Linked DNA regions of Homo sapiens: region 1 is linked to region 2. Evidence: read pairs that join two places in POLR2A ChIA-PET (ENCODE). Cell type or tissue: A673. All regions are shown on one strand. Region 1 overlaps ASH1L (ASH1 like histone lysine methyltransferase). Region 2 overlaps SHE (Src homology 2 domain containing E).

Region 1 (2,500 bases), 870 kb after region 2:
TGAATATTTTCTGTAATTGATTTTTCCTGTAACAGTTACTCTGTATTATGAAAATGGAATTTACGGTGAGGGGCCACTTCTCATTTGCTACCATACTTAATTTCTGGCAATTTCACTAGCAGAGTAAAAGAGCCCGTGTTTCATGCTCAGAATGCAGTGACATGGTAGACATACTTACTGCAGTTTCATGTTCGGTGAGATGAGCCTACTTGAGAATGCAAGACAGACATGGTGGCTCATGCTTATAATCCCAGAACTTTGGGAGGTCGAGGCAGAAGGATCGCTTGAGGCCAGGAGTTCAAGACCAGCCTGGGCAACATAGCGAGACCTCCATCTCAAAAAAAAAAAAAAAAAAAAAAAAGACAGAATGCAGAGAGTGTGATTTATTTTGGGAATGTAAATGGAATAGGTGCCTCAAAATTCAAAACTTTACATCTTACATCTTAGGGCAGTTTGGTCCCCATTTTTCTCTTTATATCCTTAGGTTAAGAAAACTGCAAAAAGCCACTATAATATCAAAGATAATCAGGAGACAGAAAAAGAAATGAAAAAGAAAAGAAATGCCCACGAGCAGTAGCTCATACCTGTAATCCCAGCACTTTGGGAGGCCTAGACAGAAGGATCACTTGAGCCCAGGAGTCTGAGACTAGCCTGGGCAATATAGCAAGACCCTATCTCTATTTATTTAAAAAAAAAAGAAAAAGAAAAAGAAAAAAAGAACGAATTTGAAGGTGGTTATAGTCACCTTTATAAGAGATGATACCATCACAAATTTCTTTGAAGATCTGGGCTAGGCGGGCTGCCCGAGCCACTTCAATATTTTCCTCTGCAGCTGCCAACCGTCTTGTTCGAACAGATCGAGCTGTCTGCAGGGCAGAGAACTGGGTCATGAAGACATCTGGAAAAATAAAGTGAAAATTAAGTTACAGGAAACAAGGAGCTCTACATGTCTTTCTCTTTCCCAATGGATTCCTGCCATTTGCTCTATTTTCCCCTGAAGTGATTAGGTAGATTAGTGGGCACAGAGTTCTTTCTATCTTCTGTAATGAAAAATCAGGAAACACTGGAATTTACTGGAGACAAAATGCTGCAAGAGGGACCTTAGCTTAGTGCTCAAATGCAATACAGTATAGCAGTTGTAAGTCTGGGCTTCAAAATGAATCTATCAGCATCTGAATTCTGGTGTCACTGCTTATTAGTTGTGTGATCTTGGGCAAGTTATTTAACCCATGGGTCAGCTTCTCAAACATAAAATGAGAACAATGGTAGTACTTCCCTCATAAGGAAATAATGCAGGTTAAATGAGATAATGCTTTTAATGTGTTTTGCTCAGTGCCTGACATGTAAGCACTCTGTAAATGATATCTGTTATTATTAGAAGAAGTAAACTAGTTAGGATATAACTTCAAAGAATTTATGCCAATCAAATCATTGACAGGATGTAAGATTATGGGCAAATTTTTAAATCTATCTAGTTAGCATTCAGCATATCCCTCACACATCACATAGAATTGCTTCTACCTTTTGAGGGGAAGAAGGAAAGGATTAAAAAAAAGAGCATGATCTTTTGAACACTCTGTTTTCAGTTAGAAAGGATGCTTGGACATGCTAGTTCCTCTGCTTTCAGTCTCTTCTGGATAATATCTGAACTCAGGAGTGCTGTTATTGAAGGTTACAGAAAGGAAATCTGATGGTTTGTGAGTACAGTGCTAATCTGAATGTGAGAAAAAAAGGTCTTCAAACTGATAATGACCCGTCCCCCACTGAATCTGAATGTGAGAAATGACCCGTCCCCAGCTGAATCTGAATGTGAGATAAAAAGGTCTTCAAACTGATAATGACCTGTCCACCCACTGATAATTACCCGTCCCCCACCCCAATTTCCCCAGTGGATTTGGTATCACTATTTACTCTGTCTGCAAGTTATTTTCAAGGTAGGAAGTAACAAAGAGGGCCCACTATCTATCTGATACCTAATGACTATTTCAGACTACAGGTCATGTTTGAAAGGCTGTAGGAGGTTTCTTTCTATTCCCTAAAGAGAGGAAAGCTGAAGAACTGGGATGGATAGGTTATTACTGACTGATGTGTACATATTTGGATCATAACTTTTTTGGTCAATACTAAAAGGAGTTGTTAAATAGATTATCTGCTGGAAAGCAACTAAAATAAATTAATAGAAATTCGGCTGAGTGTGGTGGCTTACGCCTGTAATCCCAACACTTTGGGAGGCCAAGGCAGGCGAATCACCTTGATTCCAAGGCAGGAGGTCAGGAGTTCGAGACCAGCCTGGCCAACATGGCAAAACCCCCTCTCTACTAAAAATACAAAAATTAGCCGGGCATGGTGGCGGGCGCCTGTAATCCCAGCTACTCAGGAGGCTGAGGCAGGATAATTGCTTGAACCCAGGAGGCAGAGGTTGCAGTGAGCCTAGATCATGCCATTGCACTCCAGTCTGGGCAACAAGAGTGAAACTCTGTCTCAAAAAAAAGAAATGTTT
Region 2 (2,500 bases):
TGGCTGAATCTTAGTGAAGCTTGCTGTGCACTGGGTAGAGTAAAGTCATGTGTTCTGCCCCTTTGAAAGGCAACTTTTCATTGGAATAATAGTGTACCACTTCAGGGATGCTGTCAAACACAGCGCTTGTCTGATTCAGTGTGTATTTGTTGTCTTTGGTCTGAGCCACTATGATGTGGACACATCCTTGACTAGTCCTGGAATGAAAATCAAGGAGGAGACATGAATGAGTGGGCAGAGGATCCCTCCCCACTGAAAACAATTGCAGCCAGATTCACACTAGGTTGATAGGTTCTCATCCATCCCGTAATGGTTCTACACACACAGAAATGCATTCCACACTCTAGTGGTACTCTCAGAAATTTCACAGTCTAAACGCATGTAATCCTTGAGTGGTTTATCCTTATCACATATGAGTCATCAGGTAGTGGAACAAAGAAAACAATTAAAAAGAATGCCAAGTCCCTTCTAGCTCTCAAATTGCAAAACCAGTGCTTACGCCCAAGCACGAGGCTACTAAGGTGAGGTAGAAACTCATCCTCGGCTGGGCACGGTGGCTCACGCCTGTATCCCAGCACTGTGGGAGGCCGAAGTGGGCGGATCACTTGAGGTCAGGAGTTCAAGACCAGCCTGGCCAACATGGTAAAACCCCATCTCTACTAAAAAATACAAAAAAATTAGCCGGGCATGGTGGCAGGCACCTGTAATCCCAGCTACTTGGGAGGCTGAGGCAGGAGAATCACTTGAACCCAGGAGGCGAAGGTTGTAGTGAGCCGAGATTATGCCACTGAACTCTAGCCTAGGCAACAGAGTGAGACTCCATCTCAAAAAAAAAAAAAAAGAAAAAGAAAAGAAACCCCAAAAAAACTCATCCTCCTCACCACAGCTAAAAGGACGTAAGTAAGGGTTCTTCTTCTTTTTTTCCAAAAAGAACACATAAATAATAATAATAAAAACCATTTCCTCCCCTCGCATCTGGAAAGACCATTCCTGGTTGTATAAAATGAAAGCTGGCACCAAAAGCTCAAAGATTTAATCCACAAGCACCAATTTCAGGAACACAGTCGAGCTATTCCTGGTATTGTATATCTGGTGGCCTATCCCATTTTCTGAGCCATATTGCTCAACTCCCCCGCCCGACTCTGTTCTCCTCCAGCCTGATTGTTTCAGCTGCAGGGGCTCAGCTTCCTCAGGAAGGAAATGCTGTTAGGGCTCTTGACAATGATCCTCCAATACAGGGACACTGAACTCACGGAGCAGTGAGAATTTCCATGATACACACTCCACCAGGCCTACCAGGCAAAAGTGAATTTTCTGTGTACAATCAGACAGAGGGAGCAACAGGCAAGTCAGCATTTCCTTCTTCACCAGAAGAAACTGGTGTCAAAATTGCAGTTGGCATTTTGACAATCAGGGGGATCTTGATTTATTAAAGTCCCCAATACTAGGGAATAAAAGAAGAATGACTGTACTACCCTGTTAGAAATAATTCTTTTCATCAGGAATTATTTCTCTACTGAGAGGGCCTACTCCAGATTAGGTAATGTAAGGTAGACATTGACTAATGCACAAAGATAATGCAATAAGACCTTCATTATCATAATAGATAATGGAGGCATTTACCCAATACCAATTTTGCATTCTCATCCAAGTGTCTCATGTTCCATTGTCCAAACAAATGCCTCTTATTTTCTGCAATGCACACCCCTGTGAAACACCTTCACAGTATGTTTTTTTTGACTAGAAGACTGTCACACAGTGTTCCTTCCCCTTGGAGATGAGGAAAGCCATGGGGCTTACTTACTTTAGGGCAATGGAGTACCTGCTGTTCCCTGACTCACTATTTCGAACCAGGTAACCAGCTTCTTTGCAGGGCTGTAGTCGACTCTCAGCCTCAGCACGGCTGATGGCACCATGATACCAGCTGAAAAATGGGGGTGGAAGAGGGGAAAGCACCATGAGTGTCAAAATACAAATCCAGACTGGGCATTGCTCCATAAAGCGTTGTTTGAAATGAACTTCTGGCAGAGACGCAACAGCCTGAACTAGATCCTGCTTCACATTCAGAACAGACAAAATGCAGATCTGGGTGATCCCAGATCACAAAGCCTATCAATCATACAAGAGTGAGTTAACGGCGCTAGTGTCATTTGAACAGTTTTCACTCTCTACAGAAGAATAAGACTTACAATGAGCTTGTTGAGATGCAGTGCACTTTCCATTTTGCACAATGCACTGGGCTTTGAAGATGGGTTTTCATTAAAAACCCCATCCAGGCAAGTGTTCATTAACAAAAATAATCATGTGAAATGGGCCAATGTGCTCCCTGATACAAAGCTGTAAGCTCCCAGCTGTTGTCTGTTACAAGGATCTGAGGAGGAGACTCACGGCTGCTTCTCCAGGGGCAGGCCCGGGTCCACTTTCTCTCCCTCACTGTGGTCCGAGAGGGCTGGCTTCAGGATCTTCTGGGTCCAGCTCTTCTGCCGGTGGTGCTGCCTCA

The links. Peaks named below come from ENCODE experiments on the same cell type or tissue, not always from the same donor. Only the 100,000 strongest peaks of a DNase experiment are listed, where the experiment ranks them.
Region 1: POLR2A ChIA-PET joins it to region 2 with 13 read pairs; 2 of 35 experiments call an interaction of 5 or more read pairs at or near these places.

Annotation. Positions count from the first base shown.
Region 1 is chr1:155,351,961-155,354,460 of GRCh38, forward strand. ASH1L (ASH1 like histone lysine methyltransferase) reads right to left here. Exons shown (of 28, transcript NM_018489.3): 17 at 746-898. Among named protein-coding and RNA genes, the nearest start is that of MIR555, 6.8 kb to the left of the region's middle. In A673, no CTCF peak of the experiment used is centred here; no DNase peak of the experiment used is centred here.
Region 2 is chr1:154,484,139-154,486,638 of GRCh38, forward strand. SHE (Src homology 2 domain containing E) reads right to left here. Exons shown (of 6, transcript NM_001010846.3): 4 at 2,389-2,500; 5 at 1,805-1,924; 6 at 1-197. The coding sequence ends at 11. Among named protein-coding and RNA genes, the nearest start is that of TDRD10, 17 kb to the right of the region's middle. In A673, no CTCF peak of the experiment used is centred here; DNase peaks (open chromatin) are centred at 423 and 1,183; H3K27ac peaks cover 1,364 bases.